Linked DNA regions of Homo sapiens: region 2 is linked to region 1. The links are chromatin loops, found by intact Hi-C in ENCODE. Cell type or tissue: PC-9. All regions are shown on one strand. Each heading gives the region's core, and the rest is flanking DNA. Links, peaks and the distances in the headings are about the cores only. Region 1 overlaps CRTAC1 (cartilage acidic protein 1). Region 2 holds the start of LOXL4 (lysyl oxidase like 4).

The links. Hi-C counts contacts between places; a loop is a spot of excess contacts. Peaks named below come from ENCODE experiments on the same cell type or tissue, not always from the same donor. Only the 100,000 strongest peaks of a DNase experiment are listed, where the experiment ranks them.
Region 2: a loop joins it to region 1, with 3 times the contacts of the local background. A loop is called at or near these places in 1 of 110 quality-filtered maps.

What each region holds. Positions count from the first base shown.
Region 1 is chr10:97,883,587-97,895,396 of GRCh38, reverse strand. CRTAC1 (cartilage acidic protein 1) reads left to right here. Exons shown (of 15, transcript NM_018058.7): 11 at 1-152; 12 at 11,046-11,191. Among named protein-coding and RNA genes, the nearest start is that of MIR3085, 14 kb to the right of the region's middle. RefSeq lists enhancers at 5,451-5,745, 5,358-5,970, 5,971-6,583, 6,584-7,197. In PC-9, for the core only: a CTCF peak has its summit at 6,607; DNase peaks (open chromatin) are centred at 5,536, 6,366 and 7,826; H3K4me3 peaks cover 472 bases; H3K27ac peaks cover 3,153 bases.
Region 2 is chr10:98,258,970-98,270,779 of GRCh38, reverse strand. LOXL4 (lysyl oxidase like 4) reads left to right here and starts at 2,586. Exons shown (of 15, transcript NM_032211.7): 1 at 2,586-2,648; 2 at 7,729-8,037; 3 at 8,567-8,745; 4 at 9,653-9,858; 5 at 11,351-11,389; 6 at 11,552-11,771. The coding sequence starts at 7,761. It overlaps LOC124902489 (a long non-coding RNA gene), which reads right to left and starts at 2,338. Exons shown (of 2, transcript XR_007062260.1): 1 at 1-2,338. RefSeq lists enhancers at 2,639-3,138, 3,139-3,640, 8,407-9,296. In PC-9, for the core only: a CTCF peak has its summit at 8,038 (motif pointing left); DNase peaks (open chromatin) are centred at 6,599 and 8,039; H3K27ac peaks cover 692 bases.

The DNA of each region.
Region 1 (11,810 bases), core at 3,873-8,872:
GCTGCGAGTGGTGCCACGCACCCGGTTTGGGGCCTTTGCCAGGGGAGCTAAGGTCGTGCTCTACACCAAGAAGAGTGGGGCCCACCTGAGGATCATCGACGGGGGCTCAGGCTACCTGTGTGAGATGGAGCCCGTGGCACACTTTGGCCTGGGTGAGTCGGGGTCCGGTGGGGGACAGTGAGCTGTTATCAGGATGCTGACTGATTCAGGGACTCACAGCCCGAGCATCCTTGGGCACCGCTCCGCTCTACTGTGACAGCCATGGTGGACACCAGCTACTGGGGACAAACCCTACTCTGAGATGAGCCTGAGCTCAAGAAGAGGCGAGTGGGAAGTGCTGGTTAGATTTTCATGCATCTCACTTGCTGGAGTCCCCACCCCAGTGCCTCTGTGGAATTAGTTCACCTTGGGGTCAGAGTGTTTAATCCTCCATTTGTTCAAGGCTGTAGGCTTGTTCAAATGCTGGGCTGCACCAAACGTGTCCAAACCAGCTGTTTCCCTGGCCTCTTGGGAGCTGGTTCAGTCTTGGACAGAAGGCTTGGGAAACCATGCGTTCTCAACGGGAGTGAAGTCACCCCAAAGGGGAGAGAGTGGGTTCTTGGCAAGGGCAGGGGGATGACAAAATCCTATCATATATATATATATATATATATATATATATATATATATATATATATATATATATGTAAAAGCATCAGGGGCTGGGCACAGTGGCTCATGCCTATAATCCTAATACTTTGGGAGGCTGAGGCAGGTGGATCCCTTGAGCTCAAGAGTTCGAGACTAGCCTGGGCAACATGGCGAAACCTCATCTCTACCAAAAGTACAAAAAAAATAGCCAAGCGTGGTGGCGCATGCCTGTAGTCCCAGCTACCTGGGAGACTGAGGTGGGAGGCTCGCCTGAGCCCAGGGAGGTAGAGGCTGCAGTGAGCCGTGATTGCACCACTGCACTCCAGCCTATGCTGGAGTGAGTGAGACTCTGTCTCAAAAAATAAAAAAAGCATCAACATGCATATAGCACATGAACAGATATACAGTATATCTGTGGCATTAATGGAACTATCACTACACACCTATTAGAACAAAAATTAAAAATAGCAACAATACCAAGTGCTGACAAGGATCCAGGTAGCTTCTGGAGATCAGAGAAACTGGATCTCTCCTACATCACTGGTGGAAATGTAAAATGATACAGCTACACTGGAAAATCGTTTGACAGTTTATTTTAAGAAAACAAAACAAACCTAAGCAAACAACTGCTACCCTATGACCCAGCTATCATATCGCAAGCCACTTATCTCACACGAATGAAAACTTATATCCACACAAACATCTTTACATTTGTTCATAGTATCTTTATACTTAATAGCCCAGAACTAGAAACAACCTAGGTGTTAATAGTTCAAGTGACTGTGATACAGCCCTTCCATGGAATATTATTCAGCTATGAGAAGAATAAACTATTGATACGTGCAAAAACTTGGTAGATCACCAGGGCACTATGGTGAGTGAGAAAAGGGGAGAAAAAGCTCATCTCCAAAAGTCACGTATGGTAGATTTTTGTTTACATAACATTCTCAAAATGACAAAATTATAAAGACGGAAAACAGATTGGTGGTTGGCAGGGCTTAGAGATGGTGGAAGAGAGAGGGGTGGGTGTGACCATCATCAAGGGCAGCCCGAGAGGGTCTTTGTGGTGCCTCATGCCATGGCAGATCCCTGGGTAGGCAACCTGCAACCATTGGGTGAAACTGGGTGAAGGGCGCAGAGGAGCTCTCTGTACTATCTTTGCAATTTCCTGTGAATCTATAATTATTTTAAAATACAACATTTTAAAATAAATGTATGGGGGGAATTGGGGAAAAAGTCTAAAGAGGCTTCTGGCAGGGTAAGGGGATTACAGTGATGGAAAAAACATTGAGAAACACCAGCAGGAGTAGAGGAGCCCAGAGTGTCTTCACTGAAATGCAATGGTTCAGAAAGCACTGGAGTCAAACATTCCTAGGTTCAAAATCAGACACCTTCCCCAGGTGTTCACACCTCATGAGATGATACCATTTTAATATAAAAGGAATAGGCACTATGGTCTCAAATTAGTAAATACAAATGTTAATATTATACACACATATGTGCAGAAAAAAAACTGAAAGGCAATGCAAAAAGTGAGAACAGTGATTCTGTCAGAGTGGCTGGATTAATATAGTAACTCTCACTTATTCTAGACACAGTGCCAAGCACTTCACTCTTATTACTTCATTTAATCCTCATGACTACCTTGTGAGATGAGCAATATTATCCCCATGTTACACATGGGAAAACTGAAGATCAGAACAATTAAGAAACCTGCCAAGGTCACATGATACTTAAATGGCAGCACTGGGATTCAAACCCAGGCTTCCTTGAGCGTGTGGTTTTTATTTTCTTCCATATGTTTTGTCGTGTGTGTGTGCTCCAATTTTTATAGGGAACACATAATATTTATGTGTAGTCTGAAAAAGAAGCAATAAATATTTAGGGGACCCAGAGCCTGGTTATATGATCATTTTCTTGGGCTATTTCACCCTGGATAAGTCAGCCTGAGGTTGGAGTGTTTATCACTCCTAAGGCAGCTATGTGCTAAGCTGGCCCTAAAGGCACAAGATACCTTTTAAATACATAGTCCTGTCTTGCAAAGTAGCAGTAGCCGACACTTATCAAGCAATTAGTATGTGCCAGGCACTGGGCTGAGTGGTTTGCCTAAGTCACTTCATTTGATTTTCACAACTTGAAGAATCAGGTAACATAACCCACATTTTACAGGTCAGAAAACTGAGGCTGAGGTCAAGTAACTTGCCCCAAACCACACATCTACAGAGTAAGGAGAGCTGGATTTGGATCCCACCTCCCTGACGCCACGGTCTGAGTTCCTGACTGTGGCTTAACACCTCTGGTAGCTGCTTTGTGCAGCCAGCCAAGCACCAAGGTGACCACCACGGTATCGTAGGTGGTTGCTTATCCAGGGTTCTGGTTGGATATCAACTCCCCCACTCCGTTGTGCCAATAAGGACATTGAGGCTCACCTCGCAAATCAATGGCAAGGGCAGAATGGGGGCTGAGATTCTCCTTCCCCACATCTCAGGGGCAGCCTCTGCTATTTTAAGAGGTGTATTAGGGGCCTCACTTGGTCCCTTCTCTGGCCAGAATCTGCCCTGCCAGGAGAATAGATTGCTTTTTTAACTGGAAAGCCTTAGCCAGGTCATGTGGTGGGGAGAAGGAGGCTCAAGAGCCCCTTCTGGGCACCTACTCCCCACACTCAGGCTTATGTACACTGCACTTCATTGGGAGCTCCGCCTGGTGCAAGTCCTTGCTATTTTGCAAGGCCCTGGGATTTGTTCTTGGTCTGAACTCTGGCTCAAACTGCTCTAAGGGGCCTCCCGGCAGACTCCTCTCTCTGTTGACAGGGTCCATTCCCAGCGGCACTAGAAGGCAGGCTGCTCTAGGGGCAGGGCCCTTGGGTCACGAGGCGCCTCAGCAGGTGGCCAACCCAGCCGCCAGGGACACAGCGAGAGGCGGGGCAGTTCCATCCCTGCAGCTCCAAGGCCCCTCTGGATCTTTTATGAGTGGAGCTCAGCACAGCCCTTCCTGACCGATGGGGGAGCCAGCAATGGAGCAGGAGCGAGGGCGCCAGTGGAGAAGGCCAGATGGAGGGAAGGACATGGGGGTGCGAGAACAGGGGGCGACAGAAAGACAGAGGTGAACCTGTGGAAGACCAAGAGAGGCAGAGACATGGGGAAAGAGGCAGAGAAGAAATGCCCCCTGCCCTCCAGGCTGGCAGTGGGCGGAGGAAGGCAGATGGACACGGGACTCTCATGCAAGGCAGATCTGGACACACCGCCATACTGGCCCCGTGGCCATGAGAGGACTCAGGCGAGAGAAATCAGTTTTGTTCTGGGCAGCTTCCCAGAGGAAGTGGGACTGGAATTAGGTCTAGAAGGACAGTAGGAGCTTAGAAGGGGTGGACGAGGGCCTAAGGAGACCATTCTAGGAGTTGGGCTGGCTTGGCCAAAGGCCCAGAAGTGGGAAGGTCCAGTCCAAAGAACGGGAATGTTTGGGAAATTTTTTTTTTCTGATTGTAAAAACAATGTATATTGATTATAGGAAAATAAGAAAACTATTTTTAAAAGAAGAAAAATTACTCATCATTTCACCACTGTTTGGAATATTAAGGAAAAAGTAAATGTTTCTTCCTTCACCTTCCCTCAATATCATTTGATTCATTTAGTGACTACATATTTACTGAGCACGTACTGTGTGCCAAACATAAAACTGAAGATCCTTGCCACAAGCCATCTACGTTCCAGTAGAAGGAACTTATATACATAATACACATAGTAAATAGGTAAATATATAAAATGTTAGAAGATATAATGGGCTACAAAAAAAGAAAATGCAGCCGGGTGCAGTGGCTCACGCCTGTCCTCCCAGCGCTTTGGGAGGCCAAGGCGGGCAGATCACCTGAGGTCAGGAGTTTGAGACCAGCCTGACCAACATGGAGAAACCCCGTCTCTACTAAAAATACAAAATTAGCTGGGCGTGGTGGTGCATGCCTGTAATCCCAGCTACTCGGGAGGCTGAGGCAGGAGAGTCACTTGAACCCAGGAGGCAGAGGTTACGGTGAGGCAAGATTGTGCCATTGCACTCCAGCCTAGGCAACAAAAGCGAAACTCCGTCTCAAAAAAAAAAAAAAGAAAGAAAAGAAAAGAGAAAAGAAAATGCAGAACAGAGGAATGGATTGGGAGTGCAGAGAGGAAGGGGCAACAAGGAGCAGTTTTCCAACACAGTGGTCCAGGTTGGACAGGTCATGCTTGTGATATGCCTTTATTACGTGTCATATACACAGGAACACACTTACAGACACATATTTCTTGGCAATTTTTAAAATCAAAAGAATGATATTTTCCAATTGTTTCTGTAACTTGCTTTTTTTCCCCCTCTTAACCTATGTCCAAGGCTGGGTACAGCGGCTCATACCTGTAATCCCAATGCTTTGGGAGGCCAAGGAGGGAGGATTGCTTGAGGCCAGGAGTTCAAGACCAGCCTAGGCAACATGGCGAGACCCCCCTTTCTACAAAAATTAGCCCGGTGTGGTGGTGCAAGCCTATAGTCCCAGTTACTCAGGAGGATGAGGCAGGAAGATCGCTCAAGGCCAGGAGTTTGAGGCTGTAGTGAGCTATGATCACAACACTGTACTCCAGCTTGGGTAACAGAGTGAGAGCCTGTCTTACATACACGTGTGAGAGTGTGTGTGTGTGTGTGTGTGTGTGTGTACACATCCTGGACAGCATACCAAGTCTGTGCATATATCTTGTTTCCTTTCAGTGCTGTGGAGTATTTCACTGTGAGACAGCACTCACACTCATCATCTATTTACCCAGTCCCCTCTGGAAGGACAGTTAGATTGTTTCCAATTCTGAGCAGTTGGGGTGAGAAGCGGGAATGTCAACAACATGAATCTGAGAAAGGCCTGCCTTGAGGTCCCGCATGACTGAGGAGTAGAGGGGAGGGGCCGGCGGGAAGCTCCCCTGCCAGCACTCACAAGGCTTCAGCTTGCCTGCCCCCAGGGCCCCTGCCCCCTTCCTGCCTCCATGAGTCACGCGCTGCCTCCCCATGACTTTGCAGCAAGGTGCAGTGCGCATGTGTGAGTACACGGACATGTATGTGAGTGTGTACACGTGTGCATCTCTCAGACAGCCTCAGCCTTGCCCCATGTACATCGTGTCTGCTCCCGCGGGAGCACACCCAGAGGACGCAGGCCCTCACCTGTACTCCCCACCTCCGTCCATGGGTAATGAGTGCATGCGGGGTTCCCAGAGGGCCCACTGTGTTGTGCAGAGCTCTCATAGCGACATCTTGCTGTGGGGTCCCTTCTCAGTGGACCCTGCCTTGCTCAGTGGACCCCCCCCCACCAAGTTCCACAGCCCCTCTTCACCCTGGCCTGTCCCTGCTGCTCCTCGGTGCAGACGGACCTCCAGCTGAAAATAAGCATTTCTGCTTATGGCCCTGGTCGAGGGCTCCCCCACCGCCAACCTGGTTGCTCGGAACCCACCCCCAAGCCCCACATGCCCACCCTCCACTTCCCAGCTGGCAGCGGGCTGAGGCAGCTCACTCCCAAACCCGGAAAATAAAAACAACACCAATCATCTATTTGCCTCCGCCAGCTCCACTGGGAGTCACTGGCTCAGGCAGCCACCCCAACCATTCTCCCTCCCCCCTTCCCCCTCCCCCCCTTCCCTCCCGCCTCCACTGCCCCTGGTATTGCTGGTGCCCCAGCCCCACCCACACATGCCACCGCCTTTCAGCTAATTGCTTGCAGGTGACTCAGAGCTGCCTCTCCGAGCCGGCTGATGCTCATTTAGGGAAGGGAAATTCAGTGGCCCACATAAAAATTGCTTTATTAAAGTGCAAAAATATTCTACCAACTGTATTCCCACCATCTGTTTTGTTTGTAATTCTTCTGAAAAGTGCAATTCTCTCTGCCTCCTTGGCCTCTGTCCTTTAAAAGCTGCCAGAGGTGACTCACTGCTGCTCCTGACCTCATGTCTCTGCTGGTTAATGGGGGGCGCTCTTCTGCTCAGCCCTCCCCTATACACAGGCCTGGCAGGACCAGCTGGCTTCGAGGCTGCTGGTGTGCGGTGTCTGGGAGCCAGTCCCCCTCAGCCCGTGCAGCCCCGGAAAGACTTAAGATGTTACGCAGATTTCCTGGGCAGAGGGATGAGCTGCGCCTAAGGACAGGAGACTGGTTTCCAGTCCTAGCTCAGACACCTGCAAGTCACTTCCCCTTGTCAAGCCTCAATGTCAGTATCTGGAGAATGGGGATAAATACCCACCTCGTAAGTGTGAAGCCTCTGAAGCCCCTCCCCAGTCTCCTCTGATACACATTCCCACCTGATACACATTCTGACACTCTTTCCCGCTCTGAACTTCTTCCCGATCTTCAGCTACAACTTACCCTTTCACGCTGCTGTACCTTGGCCCACACTGTATCCTCTCCCTGGAACGCTCCTTCCTTCCCTTCTCCGCCTCACAAACTCTTACTCCTCCTGCAATACCCAAATGAAATGACCCATCTCTCTCACCACATGGTAACAGTGCTGTTGTGGCACTTTCCCAGCTTATAATATAATCACTTGTATTCATCGCTCCCATGGGAATCATGAGAATGGGGCCTGGGTCTGTCTCATTCTCTGTTGAATCCCAAATCCCTGCACAAAGCTTGGTATATGGTGGCTGCTGGGCGTGGGATAGGGTGGGCAGTGTAACAGGGGCACAGTAGATACCGGCTCTGGGATCTCTCGGACCTCTGCTGGGCAACTGGGCGATTCACTGCATCTGTCCATGGCTCCACCTTCTCATCTCTAAGGCAGAAATGATAACACTGGCACCTTCCTCGTGGAGATGTGAAGTTTCGATGCGTTAGCATCATAAAGCACTTGGTACAGCTTGGGGCACGCTGTCAGTGTTCACTGTTGTTACCAACACCTGAAAGCCCTTTGGAAACTGTAGGGAGACCCCATGACCAAGAGCCGATGGTGCCAGGGATGCTGAGGTGAATGGTTAACAGCAGGCCAGGACTCCTGCTCCAGGGTAGAAAGGCTGTGCTTCCTAGGAGTGGTAAGGCTGTTGGCCAGCACCCCCATCTTACAGATGAAGTAGCTGAGGCCCAGAGAGGATGCCCAAGTTAGCAAAACACAGTGGCAGAGGAGGGAGTCCTGCTGGTTGTGCTTTCTGAGGCCTGCTTATCTCATAGCCCCAGGCCCCCTGCACCACGTCTGGGTCTGGAGGAAGCTGCGGAAGCAGTACTCAAAACTAAGTCCCGCTGGTGGTGGTGACTCACGCCTATAATCCCAGCACTTTGGGAGGCCGAGGCTGGGTGGATCACCTGAGGTCAGGAGTTCGAGACCAGCCTGACCAACATGGAGAAACCCCATTTCTACTAAAAATACAAAATTAGCCAGGTGTGGTGGCAGGTGCCTGTAATCCCAGCTACTCGGGAAAGCTTTAGGCAGAAAAATTGCTTGAACCTGGGAGGCGGAGGTTGTGGTGAACTGAGATCCCACCACTGCACTCCAGCCTGGGCAACAAGAGCAAAACTCCATCTCAAAATAAAAACAGAAAAAAAAAAAAAAAAAACCTAAGTGCCGCAAGTACCACATGCAAATCTGTGATTGTCTATGAATATTCCGTGACTCTTTTGGGTCCTTTGTGGCCCTTCAGTCAGTCTGGAAAACACATTCATGTAGCTGTTCTGCAGGCTTAGGTAAGAAACATTTGCTGTTCTTTGTCTCCTTCTTTTAATGGCAAATATTTACCTTTTATATGTGCCACTTAACTTGGGAACTGTACACCCTGAAAATGCCAAATCTCTTGCGCCTCAAGATTCTACTTCAAATTAGAAAAAAAAAAAAAGAAATCTGGCCGGGTGTGGTGGGTCACGTCTGTAATCCCAACACTTTAAGAAGCTGAGGTGGGTGGATCACTTGAGGTCAGGAGTTTGAGATCAGCCTGGCCAGCATGGCGAAACCCTGTCTCTACTAAAAATACAAAAATTAGCCAGGCGCGGTGGTACATGCCTGTAATCCCAACTACTCAGGAGGCTGAGGCAGGAGAATGGCTTCAACCTGGGAGGGGGAGGTTGCAGTGAGCTGAGATCCCACCACCACACTCCAGCCTGGGTGACAGATTGAGATACTATCTCAAAAAAAAAAAAAGAAAAAAGAAAAAAAAATCTGTAGTTGGCACTCCCCAGTCCCATTTTCACCCCGCTTCTGCAGAAGGAATTCTTGTAGATTGAGGGAGTGATGAGAAATAATTTCTTGCTTGATAAAGCAAAACCCAGAACGGTAAGGTTGGGCCTGGAAAGAGAGGATTTCCCTGTGGGAAGAGAAACTGAGCTGTGTGGGAGGGGAACTCAGTGTGTGAGGATGAGCCTCTGTCTCCGAGCCTCTCCGTTGCTGCTGCCTGCTGTGCCCATGAGGGCAGCGGCTGCCTCTCCATGGACTCTTCAGAGTGTAGCTCTGGTCCTGGCCCTCATAGGCTCACAGCATGGCAGCAGCAAGGCTGGGATGTTCCAGTGATACTCCCCTGGAGGCCAGGGTGAGAGAGCAAAAGGAGACCAAACATGGGAAGGATCTAGAAGCTGGGGGATGTGGCTCACAAGGCGTAACTCCCTCTGGAACCTCCCTCATCATGGGTCCTCCCCCCAGCACCCGGCTCCCTTCCTCCATGCCCCACAGTGGTCTCTACAGGAAGTCTACACAGAGATTCTCCTCCAAGTCTGCATGTGGCCTCCAAACCTCCTTTTCTAAAATATGGGAACCCCTTTTATACATCAAGACATTTTGCCAACTACCGTCCACCCCATAGTAGCTATCATTGTAAAATTCATTGGTGGATAGTAATGACCAAATGCGAATATACATTCAACAGCAATTTTAAGTTTAATTTGTTTTCTAACAGTATCTACATATATTAGGAAAAATAATGGTGCATATATGTGGGTGATATATTATTTAGCCTGGGAATGGTGTTTGGGGGAGTGTATTGACTTCAGGTCCCCCTGCAGGACCCCGTGTCCCCACATCTGCTCAGCCCTGATGGGTGATAGAGTGGGCTGTGTTCTCCCCCTGTCTGTGCTGGGCACAGCTCTCCTTCCCAGGGGCTGACCTGAGAGCAGCCTCTCCTGGAAGGTGAGGCCCAGCCCCCGCCTCCTCCCCACCCCAATCCATCACCATTAGCCTGACCTTGCCACAGTGACGGGCCTGTTTCCTTACGCGGGGAGCTGGGGCCTGCTTTGACAGTGCCTAAACATCTGACAAATCTTTTCAGCCTGCTTTCCACCAATGATGTGGCACGTTGCTTTAGGGTTGTGTGCAAATGGATTCACTGTGAATATCTCTGAGGTTCCCATCATCTTCTGTAAGCATCTTAGATTTGTAGAATGGTCTTTCTCCCCTGTCCTCCACCTGCCATCTCTTTATCACTCCATCTTTTCTAAGTTGTTTTTTGTTTGTTTTTATTTTTTTCAGAAACAGGGTCTCACTATGTTGCCCAGGCTGGCCTTGAAGTCCTGGGCTCAGCCAATACTTCTGCCTCATCCTCCTGAGTAGCTGGGATTCCAGGCATGAGCCACCATGCCCAGCTCTTTTTCCAAGTTATTATGTAGAGCTCAGTGCAAATGCCGCCTCCCTAAGAGGCTGTCCCTGACCACCTGACTAGACAAGGCCCTGGCAACCCCCAGCTCCTCCTTACCTACTTGCCCTACTTTTGTCAATATCTGGCATTATTTATTTGTTCATCTGTTTGCTTGTCTCCCCAACTGGACTGGGAACTCCATGAGAACAGGGGCATCCCCAGTGACAAGAGAGAGCCTGGCCCTTAGCAGAGCTCAATAAATAGAAACACAAGAAGCATTCCTGGGATAACAAAGCCAGTTAGCTGCACAGCTGGGATTTGTCCCCAGGTCTCCCACCCACTTCCCACCATGCTCTTTCCAACATACCAGGTAAGGGGTAGAGCCATGATTTGAATGCCAGACTCCAAAGACAACCTGCTTATCACAGGCCTTACTGTATCCTCCAGTACAGCCTCCTGATGCTTGGCCTGTCTGCTAGAACGTGAGTTCAAGAGCTGCACTATCCAACATGGCAGCCACCAGCCATGTGTGGCCATTAAATTTAAATTAATTAGAGTTAAATAAAATTGAAAATTCACCTCTTCAATCACGTGAGTCCCACTTCAAGTGCTCAACAGCCACATGTTACCAGTGGCTACTGTACTGGACAGCACAGATGCAGGACATTTCTGTCCTTGCAGACAGACAGGTCTATTGGACAGCATTGCTCCAGAGAGGAGGGACCTCAAATCTGTCTTGTTCACCATTTCCCTAGCACTTAGAACAGTGCTCAATTCATGCTTTTATTCAATGGATGAATTAGTTGATGCTGATGCTTCCGCTGAGAGCCTCCTGCTCTCCTCTGCTGCTGATGCTCTCTCCTTCTGCCCCTCAGGGAAGGATGAAGCCAGCAGTGTGGAGGTGACGTGGCCAGATGGCAAGATGGTGAGCCGGAACGTGGCCAGCGGGGAGATGAACTCAGTGCTGGAGATCCTCTACCCCCGGGATGAGGACACACTTCAGGACCCAGCCCCACTGGAGGTGGGCAAAGGCATCTGGGCCTCATAGCCAGAAAAGCGGGCACCACCCACAACCCCATGGGCTGAAGCTGGGTTCCCAGGAATCTGCAAACTCAGCCTCTAGAGTGATGGAAATCTTGGCAAAGCGAAGGCTTCATACTGATCCCTCCATTTGTAGTTTGCACAACACTATCACACCCACATCTCTTCTGCTTCTCAAAGAATCCCTGGTGTATTGGCAGGGCAAGCATTTTTGCACCCATTTTACAGAGGAAGAAAACTGAGGTTAAGAGAGGAAATCCACCAAGGCCCACCAAGGCTGTACAGCCAGTTGTGAGCAAAGTTTTAAAATGACCCCAGGTCTGTTGCTGCCCTCCTGGTTCTTTCTGAGTCTCTGACAAGACCTCCTATTGCCCTAGGGTGGGGCTCAGAGCCTGCACCAGGTTTTCTGGAGGCTCTTTGAGGAGCAGCTCTGGACCCATCTCAGCAGTGTCGTTCCAACTCTGATGGGGTTCACTTGGTGGCGATTAACAGGAACCCACTGAAACTGACACAAATGAAGGGGGCTTATAAGGAGGATCACTCATAAAACTCAGGGAAGCTCAGGATGAGTAGAAACTGGCAGCTTGATGGCCTCAGCC
Region 2 (11,810 bases), core at 6,103-11,102, 370 kb before region 1:
CAGACACCTGCATGGTGCTTCACGGCTTCCACAACATCGTAAAGTGTTATTCCTGACCACTCCACTTTCCCCCCTCTCTACCCAGTGTATCAGATCCACCTTCCAAGGCACTTCTGGGAAGGCTTCAACCCTCAGACTTCCCTGCCCAGCATCCACACAGCCCTGTGCTTTCGCCGTCATTGATCACTTGCTCCCATCTGCAGATAACAGCTGTGTGATGTTGGCCAAGTCACTTAACCCCTTTGTGTCCCAGTTTCATTGTGTAAACAGGAGATGATGAAAGCATTGTCCACCGGTTTTTCGACCCCAGCCAGCCATGATGATGATAATGGTGATGATGCCTTGTCCTGCTGGTTGATTGTGGCTCTGTCTCCCCCACCACTCTGCAAATTCCTTGAGGACAAGATAGGAAGCACCTCTGGCTTGTCTGTATCACCTTGGGGACCAGAAACTGGCACGCACCGCTAGGTCCATTTATTCAATCCGTGAGCACTTCTGGAGCACTTGCTATGTGTCAAGCTCTGTGACAGGATCTGGGTTTAGAGATAAATAAGAAGCTCGGGGGTGGGTGGGGGTGTCCAGAGTTAAGGCAGACACAGACCATTATATAAAGAGTATGGAGAGGGTCACAGGCGCTGGGCTGAGGCCGGGTGAACATAGCCAGGCAGGAGGGAAGAAGAGGGCTTTCTCAATCAAATGAAAGCTGATTGAGATGAATCCAGTGGTCCCATCTGACCCCTACAGCAATCACATTTAAGGATGAGGAGATGACAACTCAGCCGAGAAAATCCCACTGTTAGTACGCCATGGGCTGGGGCTGGGACCAGAGCCCCTCACTTCTCAGGGTTGGGGGCTCACAGCGCATGCCTTAGAGATCCCCACTTCCACTGCTTCCCAGCCTTGGCCTCTGCCCAGAGTTGTGCAAATTAAAGGACTTCCGGGCAACATCCATTCATTCCCTGGTCTCTATCCTCCGCCCGCCCCTGCGCTCCAGGGTATTTTTAGTTCTGGGCAGCCAGGCCTGGTGAGTGATTGGCAGCAGGCAGAGCCCACGTTTCCGAACCCTCTGTGTTGCTTCTGGCTCAGCATGAGAGGTGGCTGGGCCCTAGGAGAGGGCTTAGGCATACCTGGCACCCAAGCCCACAGCTGCCTCATTGTCCCTGGGGGAGGAGCTGGGCTGCTGCCACTGACCCGAGGCTGGGAGCATTCTTTCCTGCTGATTCATCATGGGGAATGTTTTGGGCCCAGCTGGGGTGGGGCAGGGGCACTGGGGGGACATCTTGGACACGGGCAGCCAGGAGTGGATGGCAGGTCCCTGGCAGCAGGGTCATTAAGACCTGGCTGTCACCCAGGATCGAAAAGGTCCATCTTGACATCCTAGCTCTATCACACTCTGCCTGTCCAGGCTTATTCTTACTTGCACATCTGCCTCCCCCACCAGACTGGGAAGGCCCCCTCCAGCGTCTAGCACTCCAGCACCCTGTCTAGCATGTAGGAGAAAATCAATAAAGGCTTGTGGGATGAATGAACCTTTGGAAGGACGTTTAGGCAAGGTGGGGGCAAGAGGGGGAACCAGGTTGGGCAGCTGTGGGCCTAGGGAGGAAACCGGGAGGCTGGAACCCTCTGCCCATTTTACAGATGGGGCCAGTGAGGCTAAGGGCAGGACCAGGTCTAGGGGAAAGAAACTGGGGGCTTGGACTGGGGTTCAGGCACCTAGGTGCTCAGTTCAGCTGATGGGACTCCTCTCTGTCAGCCATGTCCACATTTCTTTAATTCTACAGTCCCTGCTCCCTGCACTAACACCCTCCTCCCGTGAGTCTGACAAGGGCCAGGACTGCATCATTCAGCTCTGTGAAGGGGTTCTCCCATTCACTGTGTATTGCCTGGAGGAGCAAGTTATGTCGCCTGGGGCTCAGTGTTCCCAGCTGCACAATGGGCAGCGCAGAGTTTCACACGGAGGGCGGGGGGGGGGGGGGGGGCGGTATTCAGTAAACTCTGGGTGACTCGCCTGTTCCTGCAGGAGAGCACCGCTGCACCGCGCCACCTCGACCTCTCTGAACTGAGCCCCGGCCTCCCAGAAAGGGCGTCTACATTGTCCTAAGTGACCGAGCTCGTGAGATTCGGCCCCTGTGACAGCCGGGCGCTCCCGTGCGAAGGGTGCTGTGCCGGGGGCCCTGGCACCCACCAGGACTCACAGACTGGGACTCTAGGTGGGCGTCATTACCTTGTTCTGCAAAAGAGGAAACTGCCTGGGAGAGGGACTCCCGAGGCCGCCGCGGCCCTCCCTGCAAAACAGCCGCGGGCCCAGCGCCGCCCTTTCCCGAGAGCTCCGCTCCCCGCGACCCCCCGCCGCCCCCCCGCTCCCCCCGCCCCCCGGGACTTCCCGGCCCCGCCGGCTGCGGCTGGGCGCCCCCGCCACCTGGCCTGTGTCCCGACGGGGGGCGCCGCGCGGAAGGCCGGGCGGGGCGCCCGCGGACTCCAGGCCCGCCCGGGGCGGGGCCTGCGGGGCCTCCTCCGCGGCCAGCTCGGGGCTGGGGGGCCGCGGGCGGGAGGCGGATAAAAAGGCCCCAGGGCGCCCGGGGAGGGAGCCCGTTAGCGCTGCTCCGCCGCGGCGCCCGCCCAGCCCCGGACTGTCCGCGCTCCATCTGGTGAGCCCCCGCCTGGCCGCGCGTCTGCCTCTTGGTCTGCCTCTTGCTGTCCCATCTGTCCTTCTGTCTCTCTGTGAGTCTGCAGGCCTCTGAGGGTTCCTGGAGACTGGGCCTAGGGTGCATGGGGGATCCCTTGGACCCTCAGCCCGGCCCTCCAGTCGCTCACCAACCTGCTTCCAACTGGACAAGTGACCACGCTGGGGAGCTTGGCCCAAGGCCCGCCCTGAGTGGTGCGCCCAGGCCTCAGGGGTGCCTGCGTGTCTTGTTTGTGTACACGCCGTGTGTAACCATTGCTCTGCCTTCTTCCAGGGAGGAGACAGGGAAGGGGCAAGGCGGGTTCAGATGTCACACTTACGACTTGGGGGACAACGAACCAGGGCTGATCTGGGCTCTCCAACTATCCAGACCGGAGCTGATTATGTTGGGGGGTCGGCGTGTGACAGAAACACCGAAGGGAAGGGGGCAGAAGACTTCAAGCCCCCTCTTTCCTAGCCTGGACAGGTACAGCTCAGAGACCATTTGTTGGCACTGCTTCAGGTCCACAGAGTCAGTAACCCCGGGGAGGCTACAGGGCTGAGAGGAGGCTGCTGAGAAGAGCTGCCCAACGGCAGAGAAGGGATGAGCCATCCTAAAGTTGCTGCACCCTCAGGACAGCACCCCCCATGCTCTCTCTTGAATACTCGGGCATTTGCTGTCTTCAGCCCTCCCTACCTGCGCTAGGTCAGGCCAGGTCCCAGCATCTCCTGGCACACCTGGAGCAGGTGCCTCTGTGCCTCAAGCTGGCAAGATCTTGGATCTGTCACTCGGCATTCAGCGAAGAGCACCCTGCCCAGTGCCCTCACACCACGGCCTGGGTCATAAATCCACCAGAACAGGGTGGAATTTCAGTCGGCTCCCGGCCTTCCTTTCCTCCTCCCCCTCTTCCAACATCCATTCTTGGTGGTTTTGAGAGTCCGGCGTCTAGCCAGGCTGCTTGGGTTTGAATCCTGGCTGGGCAAGTTACTTGACTTCCCTGGACCTTACCTTCTCATCTGTAAAATGGAGATAAGTATTTAATCCGTATTTTAAAATGTATAGTTATTATCCTCACTTCCCTCCCCTCCTCTTTCCCTTCCACCTTCCTTCCCTCTTCTGTCCCCTTCTCCTTTATTTGGGAAAGTAACGGCCACTTTCGAGGCCGCTTCCTTCTCTGAGGGAGGATGCACAGCTTGGTCCTCTGTGCTCAGTGCTAGGGGAACAGACAGGTGGAGTCTGGTTGTGGGGTCAGGAAGCAAACACACAATGTGCTTTGTGGAAGGCTTTGTGGGAGGGCTTAATGGAGGGGGTGGCATTTGAGCTGGCCTTGTGGGATGTGTAGGAGTTTAACAGTCTTAGATAGAGGGAAAGGAACAGTGAGAGCAAAGGCTTGGAGGCTGGGAGACGAAGGCTATAGTCTGGTGTGAGCAAAAGCTCTCGGGGGCCTATAGTGGGCAGGAAGGCCAATAAGAGGGACTCTCCCTGCATCTAACTCTTGGTTCCCGCTGCCGTCCCCCCACCTTCCAGCAGCGTTCATGGAAGGGAGCTTCCCTGGCCCAGACCCCAGGGTCCTACAGCAGAAGCCCTCCCATGCCCTCAGGTTGGTCCCTTGGAGAGGAAGGAGCTGCTGGCCTGGGACTGTCCACAGCCTGTAACAAGACCTCCTCAGTGTGTCAGGGACTTCAGCCAGGAGCCAAACAGCAGACCTGCCCAGCCTACCCTGGGCCCCATCAGAGCATGTCGGATAGGGGGGCTGTCTAGTGCCACCCCCTCATTTTACAGGTTTTTCAGCTGAGACTCAGAGAAAGGAAAATATTTGACTCCAGACACAATTTGGCGGCAGAGATAGAAGCATTCCAACTCCTGGGGGTGGTAGAGAAGGTGTGGTTGTCACTCAGCCCAGACCCATGTGACCACTGGGTCCTAATAGCTGAGGGACCTGAGGCCGATCTGTCCCATCCTTTCTTGCCATCTGGGGAGTGGTTTGGCTCAGTCCCTGGCTGTCTACCTCCTACTCCAGGGAGCACGGAGGAGGGAATGGGAAACAATGGAGAGCACTCTGCTCATGGGACAGCCAGCTGGGAGCCCCCACAAGCCTCTGAGTGACATGCAGAAGACAGTGTTTCAGTCTGGAAAGGAAGCGTGGGAGGGGTCAGAGGGGGAGAGCTGCAGAGGTGAGAATGGGAAGGCAGCCCCTGCACAGCCTCAGGGAGTGGAGAGGGGAGCATCTAGGCTCTGCAGTGTGGGTGGAGGGAAAAGGGGCAAATCTAGAGAAGGCTGCAAAGAGGAGTACCAAGGACTTGCAGTTGAGATCGGACGTGGCCTCCATTTCCTTCTTTGTACAGAGAGGAGGTGGGACCAATCTAGACCAACGGTTCTATCGTCGCTGTCACAGTAGCTGTTAATAATAGTTCATTGTTGGCCGATGTAGTGGCTCACGCTGGTAATCCCGTCACTTTGGGAGGCCAAGGCGGGTGGATCACCTGAGGTCAGGAGTTCAAGAACTGATGTGGTGAAACCCTGTCTCTACTAAAAATACAGATAAATTAGCTGGGCATGTTGGCGCATGCCTGTAATCCCAGCTACTTGGGAGGCTAAGGCAAGATAATCACTTGAACCCTGGAGGCGGAGGTTGCAGTGAGTCGAGTTTGTGCCATTGCACTCCAGCCTGGGTGACAAGAGCAAAAATCTGTCTCAAAAATAATAATAATAATAATAATAATAATAATAATAATAATAATAATAGTTCATTGTTACTGAAGGCTTGCTCTTCTAAGGATTTAATGTTTCTTCACTTAATCTTTACAAAAATCCTATGAGGTAGTTACTATTATTATCCCCACTTTACAGAGGGAGACACTGAGGCAGGGAGAAACTAAATCGCTGGCCCAAGATCACTTCCAAATGAACTGGTGGAGGCAGGATTCGAACCCCAGCAGTCTGACCGCCCAGCCTGTGCTCTCAAGCACTGTGCTGCCACCTCCCATCCATGCAACCACAGATATGAATGAGTGCCACCTACACACCTGACACTATTTTGGGAACTGGGGACACAACACATCCCCACTCCCATGGAGCTTCATTCCCAGAACTTGTTTAGTGCACTTTTAGGAGCCCACTCCACCCAGCCCTGCTGGCCAAGGCCGTTGAGAGGGAGTAGGGCAGATGCCATCCATGGAAGTGAGAGTGGCAGGGGCCTGTGAGAGCCTCCCCACTCAAGCGGATGAGCTGCATGATTCCCCAAGAGGAGCCATGGCCGTGGAAGAGGCAGGTCTCATCAGAACGAGCTTTCTTAGCCCATCTTCTCCATCCCCTGTTCCAGGTCGGCCTTAGCTTCCATCGGCAGCAGAGCCTTGGGGTGGAGGAGCTTCAGCTTCGGTGGCTCCAGAGGTCTCTGACAGCTCTAACCAGCTGAGACTCTCTCCTCTATGCCCTTCTCCACCTGCTGGTCCCGGGACCAAGGCTGCTGTGTGAGGGGGAGAGGACCTGCCCCCAGCCTCATCCCCTCTCTAAGGACCCAAAGAACGTCTGATTACAGCCTCCTGGAGACAGGGGCCCTCTCTGTTTACCGCCTGAAACCCTCCCCTGGCCCCTCGCTTCCTACAGGATGAAGGCAAACCCTCTGTGTAGTACACATGGCCCTTGATCATTGGCCCCAGCTCGTCCCTCCATCTCTTTCCCCTCCAAACCCCCACACTGTGGTCTGGGGGTAAGAGAAGGGCACTTCCTGCTCTTGCACAAACTCACCTCTTTCCCTCTTTCCTAATCCTCTTCTCTGTATCTCGAATGCCCCTTTTCTCACCCAGGAGAATCTTATTTGCCCAATAAGGCTCAGGTTAAGTGTCCCTTCTTTGAAAGGCTTCCCTAATTCTTCTTGCTTGAGCTTCATGAAGGTAGGGAGGGTGTTCGATGTCTTAATTTCTGTGTCCCAGCACCTGGCCTGAAGCAAGTATTCCAAAAATGTGTATTGAATCTACATGAATCATACGCCTAGATGGATGTGAGGCTATCACAGGGTATCCAAGCTGCAGGAGGGATCCAGATGATATGTGGTTCCATCTCCTCACTTTAGAAATAAAGAGTCAGGGCCGGGCACAGTGGCTCACACCTGTAATCCCAGCACTTTGGGAGGCCAAGGCGGATGGATCACGAGGTCAGGAGTTCAAGACCAGTGTGGCCAAGATGGTGAAACCCCGTCTCTACTACAGATACAAAAAAATTAGCTGGGCGTGGTGGTGGGCGCCTGTAATCCCAGCTACTCAGGAGGATGAGGCAGAGAATTGCTTAAACCTGGGAGGCGGAGGTTGCAGTGAGCTGAGATTGCAGCACTGCAGTCCAGCCTGGGCGACAGAGAGAGACTCTGTCTCGAAAAAAAAAAAAAAAAGAAAGAAAGAAAGAAAAAAGAAAGAAAGAGTCAGGACCTAGAGAGTTGAAGAGACTTGCCCAAGCCATGCAGCCAATGAGTGGTGGAGTCCTTGATGCCCATCTAATAGCCCTTTCTGCTCCAGCCTTCCATGTGCCTTCTAGGTGAAGGCGGCACTTCACACATTTGATTAGGGTGCTAGGAACATCAGAAGGTGGTGGCAGTGTCCCTGGGGTAGATAGTCTTGACCTGAGGGCACCCTGGGGGCATCCCCGTGACTCAAATGGTGGACCACCTCGTCTGCCTACACATAAGATTTTAGGTGTATAAGAGCTGCTGTTTATTGTGTACTCACCAATGCTAGGACTTTGCTAAGCACTTTCCATACGGTGTTTTATTTAACACTCAACAACACCGTGAGATGGAGATTACTATCCCCATTTTACAGATGAGGAGACTGAGACTCAGTGAGGTTAAGTTTAAACTTCCTCAAGGTCATGGCGAATGTGGTGGATTTGAACCAAATCAGCTAACCTGGCCCAGACTCAATTAATGCCACTGTGTGTGTGTGTGCGCGTGCACACACACACACATTTGAGGGGGGTTTTCTTTCCTTTGTCTTGCCAGGAGCTGCCAAATTGCTGCAGAGGTCTGAGATCTGGGTAGAGGTGGTGATCACTGTCATGTTTACTCATTCCTCAGGTATCTTGGCCTCAGCTGTCCTTGAAGTCACCATGGCGTGGTCCCCACCAGCCACCCTCTTTCTGTTCCTGCTGCTGCTAGGCCAGCCCCCTCCCAGCAGGCCACAGTCACTGGGCACCACTAAGCTCCGGCTGGTGGGCCCAGAGAGCAAGCCAGAGGAGGGCCGCCTGGAGGTGCTGCACCAGGGCCAGTGGGGCACCGTGTGTGATGACAACTTTGCTATCCAGGAGGCCACAGTGGCTTGCCGCCAGCTGGGCTTCGAAGCTGCCTTGACCTGGGCCCACAGTGCCAAGTACGGCCAAGGGGAGGGTGAGTGACTGGTGCCACCTAGTGGGATGGCAAGGAGATGGTAACAGTCTTCTTGGGCTGGGCTCACTGACACCCACCCATCCTTTAATACCCTGCTCATGTGACCTCCTCCACACGGCATTTCCTGAGTGCCTCAGCTGCACATGGCCCCTACTCCCACCCTCCCATTCTCTCTTGTAATAAGGCCACCGCCGTCACCACCACTAAACTCTAAGTTCCTTGAACATAGCAATTGGCACACAGTGGGTGCTTAGAGAATGTTGAATGAAAAAATGGGCAAACAGGTAGGTCTGATTCCTAGAGCTACCCGGCATTTTCCAAAAACAGATTCTCTAAGAGCCAGCACCCAAAGGAGGTAGCAGGCAGGGTTATAAATACTTATTCCCCAGGAGACCCAAACTTCCTCCTCCCTGCCACTTTCTCCCAGGGTTTGGAAGAGGTGACTTGGTAAGTGTGGGGTCCTATGCAGGAGGCAGAGCCTGTGACCTGCCTCTCTGTGCCATCTTTGAGCATCACCTCCACTCCACAGGACCCATCTGGCTGGACAATGTGCGCTGTGTGGGCACAGAGAGCTCCTTGGACCAGTGCGGGTCTAATGGCTGGGGAGTCAGTGACTGCAGTCACTCAGAAGACGTAGGGGTGATATGCCACCCCCGGCGCCATCGTGGCTACCTTTCTGAAACTGTCTCCAATGCCCTTGGGCCCCAGGTGAGGAGGCTGTTCAGGCTCTGGTCTGAGCCAAGGGCTGGGTCAGAGAACAGAGAGCCTCCCAGAAGACGGGCCTAGAGGATAAGCGAGGGGAAAGGGTGCAGTCTGCACTGAGCATCGTCCCCAGGCCGCCGACTCCTGAGTGTGCCCTGCAGCAGGTGCATAAATAGAGGGCCCCAGCCTGAGGCAAGGCAGGCCAGAGGACCAGAGCTGACCCCACTGGGAATCGCAGAAGCTGCTCCCGTAAGGGAGACAGCATTGGGTAAGGGGCTCCCTCATCCATGAGGCCTGGCCACAATTGCTGCCTCTTCCCAGCACAAACAACCCTGAGCTAAAAACAGCCCAAGCCAAACAACAGGAGCGGGCAGGGCAGGGCTCTGCTGCCAGGCAGCCTCCAGCCTCAGGACAGCTGGCCATGGCCACTGAATGCAGCGTGTTGTGATGGGGACTCTGTACTGGTCTAAGTCATCCCAGGGCTAGGGTTGGGGGTTCTTGTGGGCCATAGGATCCTGCTGTGGTCTCAAGCAGCTGGTCTATGCCCATCTCAGCTCTCTCAGGGTGGTACAGAGAAGGCCCTTCCATGCCCAGCAAAAGCCTCCCAAACTCCAAGGGCTCCCATCCTGATCCCAGCGGGGGCCAGATCTGCCTAGTTCTCTCCAATTTGACAAATTCGAGGAACTGAGGGAAAGGGCTTAGACAAGCTGAGGTTCTGCCTTGCACTTACTCTGTGGCCTTTGATAATGCCTCCCCTTCTCTGGGCCTCAGTTTCCTGGCCTGTTCAATGACCGGGCTGGGTGGGATGGTCTCGAAAAGCTCCAAGCCCCAGCCTTTCTGCATGAAGATCTGCAGCAGGCTCCACTGGAGGAGCAGGAGCCCCGAGGCCCACAGGTGACTGTGCACCCCGCAGGGCCGGCGGCTGGAGGAGGTGCGGCTCAAGCCCATCCTTGCCAGTGCCAAGCAGCATAGCCCAGTGACCGAGGGAGCCGTGGAGGTGAAGTATGAGGGCCACTGGCGGCAGGTGTGTGACCAGGGCTGGACCATGAACAACAGCAGGGTGGTGTGCGGGATGCTGGGCTTCCCCAGCGAGGTGCCTGTCGACAGCCACTACTACAGGTAGGAGGGCGGCTGGCGTAGGCCCCACAGGAGGCAGGGTTGTGGGGCAGGGACTGAGTGTGTGTTCATGTGCGTGCATGTGATGTAGGGTGTGTGCATGAGTCTGAGTGTGGACTCATGTGAGGGGCAAGTAAGTATGCACACAGGCGAGTGTGTGATGTGTGTGGCATGTGGGACCTCGCAGAGTTCAGTGAGTACTGACTGGCAGTGGTGTTGTCTGTGGCAGGACATCCAGCAGGTGTTGGGATTGGGGGAGAGAAAACAGGCCCTACTGAGGAATGTGCCCAGATTTCTTGCTTCACGGGTGCCTCAGAATAATAAACAGGAAAGTGAATAAGGAGGACCTTCAGGATCCTGGGAAATACCTAGAAACAGTCAGAAAACAAACACTGCACTCTCGAATTATGTAAACAGAATTAACTAGGTACAGAACGCCCCCCCACCCCCCGCCCCCGGTGAAAACAGTTGAACATAAAACCGCGTGTCCTTGGTTAAAACACTAGACTTTCCTGCAGATACTTGCAGTGACACCCACGTGTAGAGTTTAGACAAACTGTTCTGGCCTCAGCTCAGCCAGTGACTGGCGTTAGGGCTTTGGGGAGGGCCTCTGAGCCTCCATCCTCAATTCCACTGCGAATATCCCAACGCTTCCCTCCTGAATTTCCTCAGCTCTGATCAAGCCAGGCTGTGACTGGGTTGTGTGTAAGTGAGGCGTGGGGTGGGGCACCTGGAGAGAGGAGACATAAAAATATTCTGTCAGAAACAAGGCGGAACTGTCACAACTGATTGCATCAACCAGTAAACGACAGCCACAGTCATGGTTCTGCCAGATCCGTGTCAGGGAGGACTTGTGTGTTTCCCATCAAGTGAGAAGTCTCCCGTAGTACGTCTGAGTCATCTGCCACCCCAATCAGTTTGATCCTGCTTCCCTAAAGGGTTAGAAGGCCCTTGTTGCAGTGACTTAGAGGAACCCCGTTCTGAGGAAACAGGGGTGCTGGTCAGCCTCTGGCTCCATCCTTGGGGATCCTGGGATGCAGCCTGACTCCCCCTGCCTGGTAATTGCACACCTGGGTCTCGCTGACTTGCCTGCCACCCATGAGGAGGGCAGGCCTGATGGTAGCCTGGGTGTCTCTGGGCGGGCCGCCCCCACCAGCAAGGCCTTCACCTCCCACCTGTCCCCAGAGGGCCCCTTCTCTTGGGCCCTCCCTAAATGCTCCCCTTCCTCTGGACTTCGGAGAGGGCAAGCCTGATCCACCTGCCCCCACTCTAGGACTGGCCGAGGGACCTTGCTTGCCTTCCTTGTAAAATGGTTATTTGTGAGGTGGCCACCCCGTCAGGGCTGCTGTGAAGCTCAGCATTGAAATCAGATTAGTGAATAAGTTTACAAAATGTAAAGTCCTGTGCAAACTTAAGGACAACTATGAGGAACCAGGTGGCAGGGGGTGGGACTTCCACACCCCTTCCACCTCCTATCTGTTTTCTCCCATAACAGGAAAGTCTGGGATCTGAAGATGAGGGACCCTAAGTCTAGGTGAGGAGCAGCACCCTAGAGGGAGGAGGCAAAGGGGTGTGGCATGAAGGGCCTCTATCCCATCCCCTACCCTCCCCTTCCCTCCTTTCTACCTTGGCCTCCCTTAGTCCTGAAGCTCTTCCCTCAGCCCTTCCTCCACCCTCAGTCTCCCTTGTCCTCTAGGCTGAAGAGCCTGACGAATAAGAACTCCTTCTGGATCCACCAGGTCACCTGCCTGGGGACAGAGCCCCACATGGCCAACTGCCAGGTGCAGGTGGCTCCAGCCCGGGGCAAGCTGCGGCCAGCCTGCCCAGGTGGCATGCACGCTGTGGTCAGCTGTGTGGCAGGGCCTCACTTCCGCCCACCGAAGACAAAGCCACAACGCAAAGGGTCCTGGGCAGAGGTGAGCCCTGGGCATCCTGCACTCACACCACAGCTTGGA